2 separate regions of the Homo sapiens genome follow, and region 1 is linked to region 2. A link is an interaction called in ENCODE POLR2A ChIA-PET data of the cell type or tissue named here. Cell type or tissue: GM12878. All regions are shown on one strand.

What was found. Peaks named below come from ENCODE experiments on the same cell type or tissue, not always from the same donor. Only the 100,000 strongest peaks of a DNase experiment are listed, where the experiment ranks them.
Region 1: POLR2A ChIA-PET joins it to region 2 with 5 read pairs; 3 of 35 experiments call an interaction of 5 or more read pairs at or near these places.

Annotation. Positions count from the first base shown.
Region 1 is chr19:35,445,887-35,453,886 of GRCh38, reverse strand. It overlaps FFAR2 (free fatty acid receptor 2), which reads right to left and starts at 5,630. Exons shown (of 2, transcript NM_001370087.1): 1 at 5,508-5,630; 2 at 2,120-4,173. The coding sequence starts at 4,172. The coding sequence ends at 3,180. RefSeq lists an enhancer at 7,594-7,673. In GM12878, no CTCF peak of the experiment used is centred here; a DNase peak (open chromatin) is centred at 2,056; H3K4me3 peaks cover 589 bases; H3K27ac peaks cover 2,203 bases.
Region 2 is chr19:35,373,489-35,381,488 of GRCh38, reverse strand. No RefSeq gene overlaps it. Among named protein-coding and RNA genes, the nearest start is that of GPR42, 6.4 kb to the right of the region's middle. RefSeq lists a cis regulatory region at 548-1,177. In GM12878, no CTCF peak of the experiment used is centred here; DNase peaks (open chromatin) are centred at 3,748, 4,238 and 6,378; H3K27ac peaks cover 2,733 bases.

The sequences.
Region 1 (8,000 bases), 72 kb before region 2:
TCTGCCTTCCAGGTTCAAGCGATTCCCATGCCTCAGCCTCCCGAGTAGCTGGGATTACAGGTGCCTGCCACCGTGCCTGGCTAATTTTTTGTATTTTTAGTAGAGATGGGATTTCACCATGTTGGCTAGGCTGATCTTGAACTCCTGATCTCAAGTGATCTGCCCATCTCGGCCTCCCAAAGTGCTGGGATTACAGGCATGAGCCACCATGCCCAGCATTATTTCCACTATTTTTAATGTTTACTTATTATATTTCTAATAAGTGAGGGTACATCTGTGTACATGGATTTATATCTTAGAACTACTTAATATTCTATGATTTCTCAGCAATTTTATTCATAGAGTCTTATTTTAATCCACAGAATAATCTTGGGAGGTATGTAGTATCCTAATCACTATGATTTAGAAATAGAGGCTGGAGGAGGTGGCTTGCTTCAGGCCATCCATTTAGTAAGTGGAATGGACACTGAATTCAGGGTTCTTATGGCACCTGTCCAGTCTTCTTTTGAAGGAGGAAAATAGAAAATGAGCTTTCAGTTCAGTGGGACTAATAAGGAAAGGTTTTCTGGAGAAAGTGAATATTGAGTGGATTTTTGTAAGTGAAGAAGAGGCAAGCACCAGAAGATGGGGGAGGGCCAGGTGTGGTGGCTCACATCTGTAATCCCAACACTTTGGGAGGCCAAGGCAGGAGAATCACTTGAGGCCAGGAGTTCAAGACCAGTCTGGGCAACACCCCATCTCTACACAAAATAAAATAAAATAATTAGCTGAGTGTGGTGGTGTACACCTGTAGTCCCATCTACTTGGGAGGCTGAGGCGGGAGGGTGACTTGAGCCCAGGAGTTCGAGGTTGCAGTGAGCCATGATTGTGCCACTGCACTCCAGCTTGGGCAACAGAGTGAGACCCCAACTCTAAAAACAAACAAACCAACAAAAAAACAGGTAGAAGAATGTGGGATTGAGGTGAGGGGGGATGAATAAGCAGGCAAGGTTTTTGAAGAACAAGTTCTTGGACAGATTTGGCTTCTGAGATAAGACAGCGATTCGCGACCCCAGCTGGCCACCTGGGGTGCTTTTTTGAAAAGCTCTCTTGCTGGGGCCCCACCTGCAGAGATTCTGTCAGTAGGTTGGAGGTGGCTCTCTGTATTATTTTCACACCTCCACATGTAATTCTGATGTACAGCCTGGGTTGCAAACTACTAGGTTAGGGGCTGGAGGTCATTTAACTAGAGAGAATGGTCTAGGAGTCCTTATTGTGGAAAAATGAGCTAGGCAGGTAGAACTGGAAGGGGAGAGAGAGGACAAAGCAAGGAAAAGAATGGTACAATATGAGTTCCTTGGGGGAAGCACTTTTTTTTTTTTTTTTGGAGACAGAGTCTCGCTCTGTTGCCCAGGCTGGAGTGCAGTGGCGCAATCTCGGCTCACTGCAACCTCTGCCTCCCAGGTTCAAGTGATTCTCCTGCCTCAGCCTCCTCAGTAGCTGGGATTACAGGCACGCACCACCATGCCCGGCTAATTTTTTTTGTCTTTTTAGTAGAGATGGGGTTTTACCATGTTAGCCAGGCTGGTCTAGAACTTCTGACCTCAGGCGATCCTCCCGCCTTGGCCTCCCAAACTGCTGGGATTACAGGCATGAGCCACTGTGCCCAGCCGGACGCATCTTTTTAAATTAAATTTTTAAAATTGAGAGACAGGGTCTCACTGTGTTGCCCAGGTGGGTCTCCAACTCCTGGGCTCAAGTGATCCTCCCACCTCAGCCTCCCAAAGTGCTGGGATTACAGTCATGAGCCCCTGCAACTGGCCAAGGAAACATTTTGATGATAGGAAAGCTCTGCAGGTTTCTGAGCAGGAGGGTGACATGTTTTAAGGCCCTGTGGCAGACAGATGACTGTGAATCGGAATCACCCTGCATCCTTTCTAAGTCCGGACTCTCTATTCATCCCTCGAAAGACGATTCCGTCAGTGCTCTCACTTCCTTTGCCCACACCACCTCTTTATCTTAAGATGTTTCTGTGGTTTCAGATGCATCACTTTTCCCCTTTGCTGCTGAATCTGGTTCTCTCTCCTATTTTTGCCCTCCCTGTGCTTGCAGCAGTGTTACAAAAATTGTGGACATTCACTTCAGAGTTTTATCATCTTTATTTTCAATTTGCTAGACCAGGTTGCTTTCCCCTGTATGAGGGAGTGCCAATCTCTGATTGCTGGGTACCAAACCACATCCTGGCCTGTGTGGGGTACCATGGAGGAAGGAGATAAGACCCAGACCCCTGGCAGCTCCCAGTTTAGCAGGGGAGACAAGACAACACATGAAAACAAACAGAGCACATCAAAAAGGCAACAGGTCAAACCAATGCAGGGAAACCCCTATCATTAAAGGTCTAAGCCCTGAGGCCTCCCTGCTCATCTCCAGGCTCAGAACCTTTCTGAGTCTTCTTTGACCTCATTTAGTATTTCTCTTCCATCTCTCTCTTGTTGGTTTATCTCCAGGATCAACCGCTAGAGCAGTGTCTAGGTGTTGCTTTGAAGCTTGTATCGAGATTTCTCTAGGACTCTCTGCTTCAGCCTGGCCATCCCCAACTACCAGCCACATCACAAGGACTGGACTTGTGTTAGCTACGCTGCTTCTCCAGCCTGAAGGTGCTTCTTTTTTTTTTTTTTTTTTTTTTTAAATGGAGTCTTGCTCTGTCGCTAGGCTGGAGTGCAGTGGCGTGATCTCAGCTCACTGCAACCTCCAACTCCCGGGTTCAAGGATTCTCCTGCCTCAGCCTCCAGAGTAGCTGGGATTATAGGCATGTGCCACCATGCCCAGCTAATTTTTTTGTATTTTTAGTAGAGACGGGGTTTTCCCATGTTGACCAGGATGTTCTCAATCTCCCGACCTCAAGTGATCCACCTGCCTCAGCCTCCCAAAGTTCTGGGATTATAGGCATGAGCCACCACACCCGGCAGGTGCTTCTATACCTAACTACTTCTTCGTGCATCTCTGACTTATGCTCCTTTGAGTAGGACAATTCAGTCAGGAAGGGATACCAAGCTGGTGAAAGGCATTTTTTTCAAAGTCGCAGTCCTGGGCTGGGTCTAAGGATTTCTGAATCTGGATGGGAGCCTTCCTGCTCCGCCTCTCCCAGGCTTCCCAGCTCCTGTGTAACCCAGGCGACCTCTGAAGGTCCAGGGAAACTGCTACTCTGTAGTGAAGTCCGAACTTGGCATCCCTTCTCCTTGACCCACACCCCTGTCCTCATTTGTCCCCTCTGCTGTGTCTTTGCCTCTGCGTCCCAACAGGGAGGAGCCCTGATTCCGCAGCACCTGCAGCCCTCTCCCAAATGCCCTGCGCACCACTGAAGAAGAGAAATAGAAGAGCAGGGGGTCCAGACTGGCGTTGAGTGAACTGAACACCACGGCTATTGACCGCCACCAGGGGCTTTTTCTCTGGTGATACCCCACCAGGTGGGACACGTTGTAAGGTCCGAAGCACACCAGGAAATTGAGCAGCGTCACCACAGCCAGCCCCACGGCTCGGCGCCGCCTCTGGGCCCCCACAAGGGGCTGGGAGAGCATGATCCACACAAAACGCCAGTAGCAGAAGATGGTGACTGCCATGGGGATGAAGAAGAGCACCAGGCACAGCTCCAGCCGCACGGGCAGCACCACGTCCAACTGGTTATCGGTGAAGTTCTCGTAGCAGGTAATTTCATTGCCACTTCTGACCTGCTCAGTCGTGTTCAAGTATTGAACGATGATCACGATGGTGCAGTGACCAAAGGACATAACCCAGGCCACCAGAGCTGCAATCACTCCATACAGAGGCCGGCGGGAGAGCTTGTACTGCACGGGGAAAGCCACTCCCAGGTAGCGCTCGATGCTGATGCCCGCCAGGAGCCACGTGCTGCAGTAGATGCTGCTGTAGAAGCCAAAACTCGTGAGGGCGCAGACGACCTTGGGCAGGTACCAGCGGAAGTTCGACGCAGCCTCGATGATCTTGAAGGGCAGCAGCAGCAGCAGGAGGAGGTCGGCCAGCGTCAGGCTCAGCAGGAGGATGTGCACAGGTGCAGGCTGGGGCTGGCGGATCCGCCCCACAAAGGCCCGCAGGGCCAGGAGGTTGGCAGGGAGGCCAGTGAGGAAGATGATGATGTAAGCCATGAGGATCAAGGAGCTCTTCCAGTCCGGCAGCATCCTGGAGGGGAACAAAAAAGGGCGGGGTCAGGGAGGTCTCACTCACAGCCCGCGCAGCCAGCTCTCCTTCAGGATGCGGACATCCTCCCCGGCACCGTCCCCTTCCCAGGACTGTGCTTTCTGATGCCACCACGGCTTGCTCACACCACCTGCTCGAACTACCCAGAGCAATTATTGACTTTGCCTGGGGCGGGATATTAAGCAGTAGTGATTATGTTTGCCATCATGTGTCTCTGGAGGAGACCAACTCGTGGCTTCCCAAGGGAATTCCCCCTCCAGTTTCCCTAGCCTTTCTCCTCCTGTCCTCACAGATACAGGAAGTTACTGTTGCCAGTTTCTAACTTTACTCAAGTCCCTTTCTCAGACAGAGACCTGCAGGAGAGAAAGGCATCAGTGCCGGGAGAGAGCTGTAAGATGCTTATCAGTATAAAGAGGCTGTGGCGCCCCAGGCGCGGATACCCAGTGCCAGCTCTCCAAAGGACCCAAGTGCCCAGCCACCAGCCCAGCTTCCTACTTCCGTTCGTCTGTTTTGCAGAGCACAGATTCTCCCCCACCTTGTCCTCTCCTGTCCAACACCAAACTCTGGGACTCTCTAGAAAAGGGGAAGCTGGGGCTGGGCGCAGTGGCTCACTTCTGTAATCCCAGCACTTTGGGAGGCCGAGGCGGGCAGATCACCTGAAGTCAGGAGTTCGAAACAAGCCTGGCCAACGTGGTGAAACCCCATCTCCACTAAAAAAAAAAAAAATTAGCCGGGTGATATGGCGGGCACCTGTAATCCCAGCTACTTGGTAGGCTGAGGCAGGAGAATCGCTTGAACCGGGAAGCAGAGGTTGCAGTGAGTCAAGATTGCGCCATTGCACTCCACCCTGGGCGGTAAGAGCAAAAACTCCGTCTAAAAAAAAAAAAAAAGAAAAGAAAAGGGGAAGCTGGGAGGCTTAGAGGAGGGTGGAGGGGAAGAAGGATGAACCAGCACTAGCCTTAGGAGGAAGGCTTGTCCCTAGAAGACCTTAGAGAAATATTCAGAAAAGCCCACAGGCCTTCACTGGCCCTTGAGCGTGGCATTCTGACCATAAATAGAACTCGTCTTCTTCACGGGGTAACTCAGTTTCCACTTGGGGTGTCACCCTTGCTGGCCCCAACCCAGGTCCTGTCCCTCTGTCCACTCTCCAGCCTTGATTTCCTGGCTGTTTCCTTGCTCCTCACACTAGCTCCTGTCTCTGGGTATGAGTCTTCCATTTGGTTCTGACATCCTTCCTCCAGTCTCCCAGAACCTTCCCCTCAAACCTGATCCTGGCCTCTCTTCCCAGAGCACAAGCACTACACTAGCTGCCTTGCCTTGTGTTGTTCCGGATAGGTGGCTTCTTGGGATTGGTTCTGAAGGGAGGTCTGCAAGCTTCCAGGAGAGAGGAACAGAGCTTTAGCCCCTGCTTCTGTCCATGCCATGCAGGAAAAAATGGTGAGGAACCTGGCTGGTAGTAAGCATTTATACTAGCACCAGCCACGTGACCAGAGAAAGGAAGGTCAGTCTTTAAGCACTATTTCCTCTCAAACCCAAAGGAAAGGCCCAGCATCTTTATTCTCTCCCTAGAGAATCCTCACTCTTGACTTCCAAATTCAGATTTTTCTGTCCTTAATTCCTGATTTAAAAAAAAAATTCCCAGGCATTTTTCTTTTTTTACTTCCCAAGTCAGATTATTTTCTTTTCTCTTTCTTAGGCAGTTTCTTCTGTCATTCTGCTCATTCTCAGAAATGAGCTTTCCTCCTTCCTTTTTATTTTTCCTCTTTTTTTTTGGTTTTTTTTTTCGAGGCTGAATCTTGCTCTGTTGTCTAGGCTGGAGTGCAGTGGCGCCATCTCAGCTCACTGCAACCTCTGCCTCCCGAGTCCAAGCGATTCTCCTGCGTCAGCCTCCCTGGGATGACAGGCACCTGCCACCACGCCCAGCTAATTTCTGTATTTTTAGTAGAGACAGGGTTTCACCATGTTGGCTGGTCTTGCACTCCTGACCTCAAGTGATCCGCCTGCCTTGGCCTCCCAAAGTGCTGCGATTACAGGCGTGAGCCACTGCACCCGGCACTCCTTCCTTTTCTTCTTCAATTTTTTTACTTTCTCTATGGTCTCCTGCCCTCTGCCCCCAACACATTTCTTTTGCCCGTCTCAGCTGAAACAGGCTGGTCCTGGCCTGCATCTTGTTGTGATGGAAATGGTGTGGGAGTTATAGTCATGCAGATATGGGCTCAAATCCAGGTCCCTTCATTACAACCTTGGGGGCAGATCCGTTTTCTGAAGTCTAGTTTGCTGTAGTCAAGTGAGCATGCGAATTCTGACATCCTAGGACTTCTGCGAGGATTCAGTGAGGTTGTGTATATAAAGCACTTAGCAGATGCCCGTAAGTGCTGCCTCGTCTCAAGCCTGTAACGCAGCTTCACAGAGAGTGAGCCACTTGGTGCAGCCTCCAGAGGCTCAGGGCATGGATGTGCTGTCCCTCTTGGGAAAGTGTCAGGAATTCAGGAGGCCCGAGTTCACGTGCCCATGTGGCTTTTCGTCAGGGAGTGGCACTCAGGCTCCATTCCTTTCCCTGATAAAGTCTCACTGTTTCCCCCTCTCTGACCTTGGTAGCCCCAGGTTAGGAGCTCCTGAAGGTCCCTTTGAAATACACACCTAATGCAGCAAGGATCGTTGGAACGTGTTTTCCTCTTGAACTAGGGAGGAAGTCTCAGAAAGAAGTCTCTGTTCTGCCATCTGTGGCCTGATTCCTGCTCACAGAATCCCCATTCTTTCCCTAGGACATACCTACTTCCTATTGTTTGCCATTCATTCAGTCATTCAGTCAGTCAGTCATTTATTCTTTTTGTGGTCTGTAACCCCAGGGTCTAGACATTTTGATATTTAGCTTTTCTTTCTCGTCCACTCTACTCTCCTCTGAAGGCGTTCTAGTTCTTTATTTCCTTCCCCCAGCACACGTCGCTTCTCAGATCAACAGGAGAACTAAGAAAGAGACCATTCTCTCTTGTTGCCACCAAATTTATTTGTGTCATTTCGCTTTTATGATTTCCTATAAACATGCACGAGGATCTGGATTTAATTGCAGAATCCAGGAAACTCATTGGAAAACAAGTGTTGAGGAGTGGGACTGCCTCTCTGTCTCTGCACGTTCTTCTCCCCCCACCTCCTGCCTTTCGCCGTCACTGTCGTGAGTCCCCCTGTGGAAGACGCCCCAACGAAACCCCCTCTCTGGGTTCACAGCAGTTATGAATGTTCACCGCAGTTATGAAGGGAGCATCACCAAGGAGGCTTTCAGTCTCACAGTTCATGATGTCCACCTACGTCACAGGAAAAGGAAACCCAACCTCTCAGACCGAGTTCAAGGGGGTAAACTTTCACAAGAGCAATATCCTTCACAGTTCCTTCCAAGTTCAGTTTTCTCTCATCGTCTTTATAATGCAGCCTGTCATCACAGGAAGTTGGACCCTTATCTAAAGTTCTGTGTAATCACTTCCACATTCTTAATTCTCACTCGCCCCTCAGTCCACCCTAATCTGGGTTCTGTGCCTATTTTCCATGGGATTTTCTCTTCCCGATGTTAGCAGTGACCTCCATGTTCCTAAATTCAGTGGACTTACGCTTTTCTTATTTTATTAGCATTCAACACAATTTCCACGCCCTTCTGGAAACATCCTCTTTTCACAAATTCTGATACGTTACGCTGCTAGCTTCCCTCTCTTTCCTTTGGTCACTTCTCGTACCCCTTTGCTAGCTCACCATTCCCCTACTCATCCCCGAAATGGTGACTTCCTTCAAGCTTGGCTCCAGGTTCTTTCCTGTTCTCG
Region 2 (8,000 bases):
CTGGGTGGTGGGGCCAGATTAGGAAGACGAAGTAAGGAGTTAGGTTTGGTCTTGAAAGTCTAGAAGTTGAGATGTCTCTCTATACAGTTGGATACACAAGGGTCTGGTGCTGGAGATGTGGGAGTCATGAATGTTAACAGCCATTGTGATGGATCAGAATGCCTGCAGACAGGAGAGAGAAAACGAACAAAGGCAGGCAGGGTCCGAGCCTGAGGAACACCTGCCTTCAGTGCCAGTTGGGAGGGGGAGTTGGGAGGAGAAGGAAGGAGAGCCAGCATCAGTCCTCGGAGCTTCCCTCCCTGCCTTGCCTGTGGCCTCCAAGATCTTTTTGTGGATGAGGGTGACAGCTTTCAGAGAACAGCTGTAGGGGCAGGGAGGGACTGCAAAATAAGAACGAGGGATGAGGAAGAACATCTTCCGACGTTCTTGTCAACTGCCTGTCTTGGGTTCTGAGTAAAAGTATGGGCCGTGCTTACGTGCAGAATCACACTTCTTCATGCTCCTTCCCCTTCCCTCCCGACCTCTGAGCCCTCCTCTGCCTCCACTGCTGCAGAGGTCACAGGCTGGAAACCTAGAAAGCAGTCCACAACCCTCAGGCCTGATTCACTTTCCCCACATAGATACTTAAACATTTTGAATTTGTTATCAGTTTTTTAAAAATGTAAGATTTCAAAAACAGCAATGACAATTGGATTTTCAGCTTGGAAAATTGGAAGGTATGACAGAGCTGCCCCCACAGCCCCATGTGGTGACAGGAGGTGAAATGAACCATTGCACTGTCCAGTTGCCGCCCTTTCCACCACGCCCTGCAGATCTCCAGCACCAAGATAAAAGCTGGTTGCCACGTATCATTTGTTTGCACATGGTTTCTACACTTTTATGTAACCTGGGTTATCATCCAGCAGTCACAGCCTCTGCAGAGCAGCCCAGCAAAAGCAGAGACTTGCTTGGCTGGAGGAAACTTAGCAAGATTGATATTAGGTACACAAACACTACAAGCCAGGAGGTGAGGTGACACCATTTTTTAAAAACAACATTATTGAGGCTTCATTGACACACCATGAAATGCACCCACTGGACGGAGAGAGTTCAATAAGTTTTGACTTCTTGTGTGACCCTCACTGCAATCAAGTGATCTAACATTTCCATCACCTGAAAATGTCCCTCTGTTATCTTCCCAGTCAACACCCTCCTCTCTCCCATCCCCAGCCCCTGGTAACTACTGGTCTGCTTTTTGTCAGAGGCTACATTGTGAGTCAAAAGGTTAGCTGGAAAAGCTGTAAGCAGAAGGGTTCACTGCAGAGTGAACAAACAGACCAGCAAGTGTGGGCCAGGGAAGAAGTCTGCAGGCCTGCAACGGCTGGGGATGCCTGGAAGTGCTCCTGCAAGTCATTGGATTGTTCACCAAAGGATACACAAACAAGGAGTTATTTTTATGGAGGCTTTAAGAGAGCATTCTAGACTGTTTAAAAAAAAGATGAGAGTAATGCTCTAAGCATAGAGAACCACTGGAAATTATCAAGGCTAGGTGCACTGGCTCATCCCTGTCATGCCAGCACTTTGGGAGGCCAAGGTGGGAGGATCGCTTGAGCCCAGGAGTTCCAGACCAGTCTGGGCCACATAGCGAGACCCCATCTCTACAGTTTTTTTTTTTTTTTAATTAGCCAGGCATGGTGGCATGCACCTATAGTCTCAGCTACTTGGGAGGCTGAGGCGGGAGGATTGCTTGAGCCTGAGAAGTTGAGGCTGCAGTCAGCCATGATTGCGTAACTGCACTCCAGCCTGGGTGACAGAGCCAGACCCTGTCACAGAAAAAAAAAAAAAGAAACAAAAAAAAAAAAAAAAGGGGAGGGGAGGGAAAAGGGAATCATCTAATTGTGTGTGTTAATTTTAAGTAGTAAATTAGGCATCCAAGACCGCATATCCCCATCTTCATGTGGGCATTGTGTGTGTTTGAGTGACTCCACAGGCACAAGGACTGGGTAGCTGTCCTGTGCCCAAGAACACTGAACAGAGACAAGTACTTTTCCACAGGATAACATCGCTCATGGTCCACATCAAGAAAGAGAGGTCTTTCAGCCCTCTCTTGTTTCCATGGCATCCAAGAGCCCTTAGTAAGTATGAGAATTTTTTTTTTTTTGAAATAGTCTCACTCTGTTGCCCAGGCTGGAAGGCAGTGGCATGATCTTGGCTCACTGCAACCTCCATCTCTTGGGTTCAAGCAATTCTCCTGCCTCAGCCTCCCAAGTAGCTGGGATTACAGGCCTGTGCCACCACACCCAGCTAATTTTTGTATTTTTAGTAGAGACAGGTTTTTGCCATGTTGGCTAGGCTGGTCTCGATCTCCTGACCTCAGGTGATCTGCTCAAGTATGAGAATTTTTATTAATAAAAGTGCAGGCTTGCAATTAAGATTGTCAGTCAGATGAACATTTTACCTTAAAAAGGTCCCATCTAGCACGTGTGTTTTTTTGTCTTGGAAAGCAATGTTCATGCAGCCCCAGCCAGTCAGCTCTCAAAAGCCTTCTTCTGAATGAGGAGAGTCCAGACATCTTGGTGCTAGAGCTAGTGTCTAGAACTGTAAGACATCTCCTGAGTTCAGCTGTAACAAATAAGGCAAATGCTAACATCACATAGCTCCTATAAGGCAAATAGGCAGAGTTTAGAAACTCCAGGAACCTAAAATATTTTAACGTGAGAGAAGATGTCAATGGGTAGGTTCTAGTAGGATATAAGCTGATCTATTATGTTAAGCTGCAAGTTAGAGGGTATCTGGCCAATAGTGAGTCAACAAAAGGAACATTTACTACAGTGACTTTGGAGGTTGGTGGTCCCACCTCAACAGGGTCAAGGACGCAGGCCCTTTACATCCTGCTGCTCTGCTGTCCTTAGCTTGTTTGCTTTCTTCCTCAAGTTTGTAACCTCATGGCCCCAATATGGCTGCTGTAGCTCCAAGTATCACATCCTTCCATAGAAAGTTCCAGATTAGAAGTAGGAGCGCAGCTCCTTACACATCTATTTTTTTAATGAGATAGAGAAAAATCTTTCCCAGAGGCCCCCAGCAGACTTATTTCCCTTTGTTGGCTGGAATTGGGTCACACTTCCATCTTAGGACCAGTCACCAGTAAAGGCGGTCAACAGCATCATGATTAGTGCCAATCACAATTTGACCCTTGAGACTGGGGGATCTGCAACAGGGGATGATTGATTGGGTTATCTCACTATACTCTTCTTTTAATTTTAATTTTAATTTTAATTTTCTTTGAGAAAGTGTCTCACTTTATCACTCAGGCTGGAGTGCAGTGGCCTGATCATGGCTCACTGCAGCCTCGACCTCCCAAAGTTCAGGTGATCCTCCTACCTCAGCCCCCCAAGTAGCTGGGACTACAGGTATGCACCAACATACTCCTCTAATTTTTGTATTTTTAGTAGAGACAGGGTTTAGCCATGTTGCCCAGGCTGGTCTGGAACTCCTGGGCTCAAGCTATCCACCTGCCTCAGACTCCCAAAGTGCTGGCATTATGGGCATGAGCCACCATATCCAGCCACTATATTCTTCTAAATCCATTAAAAGCACCCTCTCCTCAAAAAATATTTCCGTATCCCATTTCCTCTTTCACAACATTTTCTCTCTGCTAGCTCCACCCTGGCTCCCATGGGAGGTGAGCTCTGCCCTTCCCCACTTCTACCAGTGTTGATCAGCTTTCTTCTTCTTCTTCTTCTTTTTTTTTTTTTTTTTTTTTTGAGATGGAGTTTTCTCTCTTGTTGCCCAGGCTGGAGAGCAGTGCTGCAATCTCAGCTCACTGTAACTTTGCAACCTCACAACCTCTGCTTACCAGGTTCAAGCGATTCTCCTGCCTCAGCCTCCTGAGTAGCTGGGATTACAGGCACACGCCACCATGCCCGGCTAATTTTTGTATTTTTAGTAGAGACGGGGTTTCACCATGCTGGCCAGGCTGGTCTTGAGCTTCTGACCTCAGGTGATCTGCCTGCCTCAGCCTCCCAAAGTGCTGGGATTACAGGTGTGAGCCACCGCACCCAGCCATGTTGATCAGCTTTCATTCCTTCTATCCCATCTTTTCTCTGGAATGTGATCCCAGCAACATTTTCCCAGAACACAGGCTGCTGCTTTGATATTTTGATTTGCCTCCATATGAATGGCTTTTCAGAACTGGCCTCAGAGGAAAGTCAGAAGGCTTCCCACAGATGTTAATGAAGTTTTGGGAACCACAACCACCAGTATCTCTTGGGGACTTTTTACTGTTGTTTTCTAAACCAGAAGAGTCATGTCCTCAGAGAGGAAGGTCAAAAGTTGAGCACCTTCTCACACTATTCTCCCCCAATAAAAACCTCTGTCTCCTACTTGTAATTCCCAGAAACGGTGGTCTCACTTTTCTTCCAGGTGTCTTTGAGCTTTTATCGATGCTCAGCTTCATTTTTTTGGAAGAGTCCCGCAACTTATTTTGTAGACTCCCAGGCTTCTTGCTCTCCTTGTCTGGTCTTTGTTTCCCTTCTGATGTAGGGCAGATGAGCCCTAAATAGGGGTTTAGCCTGGGAAGGTTCTTGGCTTTGCCCAGAACCCAGAATTTATTTATTTAATTTTTAAATTTTTATTTTTTTTTTGAGATGGTGTGTCACTCTGTCACCCAGACTGGAGCGCAGTGGTGTAATTTTAGCTCACTACAACCTCCGCCTCCTGGGTTCAAGCAATTATCCTGCCTCAGCCTCCTGAGTAGCTGGGATTACACGTGCGGGCCACTACGCCTGGCTAAATTTTGTATTTTTTAGTAGGGACTGGGTTTCACCAAGTTGCCCAGGCTGGTCTCGAACTCCTGATCACAAATGATCTGCCTGCCTCAGCCTCCCAAAGTGCTGGGATTACAGGTGTGAGCCACTGCACCCAGCTCACCCAGGAAAGAATTTAAAGGCTAGCCAGTGGTAGAAGAAAGTGGTTTTATTAAAGTGATGGTGGTATAGTTCTGGCAGTGCAACAGCTCTGTGACTGCCCCTGCAGAGCAGGGCTACCCCATAGCAATGTGCTAAGAGTAGCCGCTTAGGGCAGTTTTGCATTCATATTTATATCTATTTTTCATTACATGCAGATTAAGGGGCGGTTAATGCCCAAAGTTTTAGAAAAAGGGTGGTAATTACCAGCTGTTGCTATGACCATGGTAAACTGACAGGGGACACTGGTGGGCATGTCCTATGGGAAGTCGCTTAAGCTCCGTCCTTGTTTCCCTGTTTTAGCTAGTCCTCAATTTGGTCCAGTGTCTGAGCCCCACCTCCAAAGTCAAGTCCAGCCTCCTACCTCCCTTCCACCTCCGCCGGCCCTGACCAGGTCTATGTCTGCCCCCTCCCAGCTGAACCCAGTTGAAGCCGGCTGACGGATCCTGTCTTGCAGCACAGCTTCCCATGCCCCACCAGGCATATGCACAGCCTGAGAGGCCACTTACTGCACTCTCTAGTGGATACATGTTTAACTCATAAAAAGGCACTGGCATCCTGTCTCCCAGTGGGGAATTCCTGCTCTCTCTCCTGTCTGCCACTGCCACTGGTTTACTGAGTAGTCTGAGCGTACTGGGCTCAAGCCTGCAATGGTCTCACTGCCTTCCATGGGATGGATTGAACCATCTTTGTCAGTTTCTTAGGTGGCTTCCAAAGGTTTCTGGTCACGCTTGGTGATTTATACATTTCTTTCTTTTCTTTTCCTTTCTTTCTCTCTTTCTTTCTCTCTCTTTCCCTTCCTTCCTTCCTTCCTTTCTTTCTTTTTTCTTTCCTCTCTTTCCTTTTTCTTTTTTTTCTTTCAGGGTCTTGCTCTGTTACCCAGGCTGGAGTGCAGTGGTACAATCACGGCTCACTGTAGCCTCGACCTCCTCCTGGGCTCAAGCGATCTTCCCGCACTCTTGGTGATTTACTCATTTCTTTTCTTTTCTTTTCTTCCTTTCCTTTCCTTTCTTTCCTCTTTCTTTCTTTCTCTTTCTTTCTTTCTTTCTTTCTTTCTTTCTTTCTTTCTTTCTTTCTTTCTTTCCTTCTTTCCTTTTCTTTCTTTCTCTCTTTCTTTCTTCCTTTCTTCTTTCCTTTTTTTTTTTTTTTCAGGGTCTTGCTCTGTTACCCAGGCTGGAGTGCAGTGGTACAATCACGGCTCACTGTAGCCTCGACCTCCTGGGTTCAAGCGATCTTCCTGCCTCAGCCTCATGAGCAGCTGGGACTATGGGCACATGCCACTATGCCCGACTAACTTTTTTTCTTAGATTACGGAGTCTTGCTTCAAGCAGTCCTCCCACTTCAGCCTCTCAAGGCACTGAGATTACAGGCGTGAGTCATCGCACCCAACCAACACTGGGTGATTTAAAATTTCTTGTTTCCTCTCACTCCCCTGTAAGCTGAGACTTGACCTATGGCCTCAGGAAGCTGTAGCCGAGATGGGTTGAATCTTCCCTTCCTCTTGTCCTTCTGGGTTGACCTGCCCTTGGTTTCGGTGAAGGAGGATCTCTCCTTCTAAAAAAGTTTCTCTTGTAAACCTTTAAAAACTTGTTTTGCTAATTAACAAAAGGATATTGCTAAGAAACCTTGTTCTCAAAAGTCAAAGATAGTCAGAAACTTAGCTGCATGAGATCATGAGTAAGAAAGGAACATATACTTCTGCTTAGAGGATCAGAGTCTCTGACACAGAGATGCAACCTTGATTTTCAACCCACCAGAGCTTCAGATAAGGAGTTTTCCAATACGAAGTTCTACCTTTATCTTTGCTTGGTATTTTCCAGAGAAACAGGACCTTGAGTAATCTTCCTGGCCTCCATCTAACACTGGCCTCTTTCCACACATCCCTGCTTTGTGTTGAGCCTATCACACACCTCTTCATCTAAATTCACGCTACTCTTAGCTCAAATTCGATGATAACTGGGTCTCTTCTCTTGTACGAGACCTCACACTTCTTCCGTAGTGTGATCTCCATTCCTGCAGCAAGGTCCTCAGCCTAATTTTGTTGGGCTACAGTTCTGTGAGACAGGCTCTATCAGTATATTAGATGGGACCATTTCTGCAGCTCAGACATTCTCAGCAGCAGCAATGTTGATCCCAAATAGGTGAAAACTAGTTCTTGGGGAACAACAACAACAAAAAATCTCACAATGGTTTGTGGCTTTCTTTTCCTTCTTTTCTTTCTTTCTTTCTTTCTCTCTCTTTCTTTCCTTCTTTCTCTCTTTCTTTCTTTCTCTCTCTTTCCTTCTTTCTTTCTTTCCTTCCTTCTTTCTTTCTCTCTCTCTCTCTTTCCTTCTTTCTCTCTTTCTTTCTCTCTTTCTTTCTTTCCTTCCTTCTTTCTTTCTTTCTCTCTCTCTCTTTCTTTCCTTCTTTCTCTCTTTCTTTCTTTCTCTCTTTCCTTCCTTCTTTCTTTTCCTTCCTTCCTTCCTTCCTTCCTTCCTTCCTTCCTTCCTTCCTTCCTTCCTTCCTTCCTTCCTTCTGTTTTTTGAGACAGAGTCTCACTCTGTCACCCAGGCTGGAGTGCAGTGGTGTAATCTCGGCTCACTGCAACCTCTGCCTCCTGGCCTCAAGTGATTGTCCTGCCTCAGCCTCCCAAGAAGCTGGGTTTACAGGTGCATGCTGCCATATGCGGCTAATATTTGTACTTTTAGTAGAGACAAAGTTTCACCATGTTGGCCAGGCTGGTCTCAAACTCCTGACCTCAAGTGATTCTCTTGCCTCGGCATCCCAAAGTGCTGGGATTATAGGCATGAGCCACTGCGCCCAGCCAGTTTCTGTCTTTGTAAAGGGCCACAACACATAAACCGACAGTGTGTTGGTTGCACTGAAATTGCATAAGCAGGCAGAGGAATGTGCTGTGTAGGAAAGATGTATATCCAAAGAGGCTTCTGAAGGGGACAAGGATGTAAAAAGTTGAAGAGATCCTGCATTAGCTAAGATCGAGGAGCATCGGGTGCCCACTGTGAGTCACCTGCCCAATCATTGACTCCAAGTATCGTAATCTATACTTTTCAAGAAGTC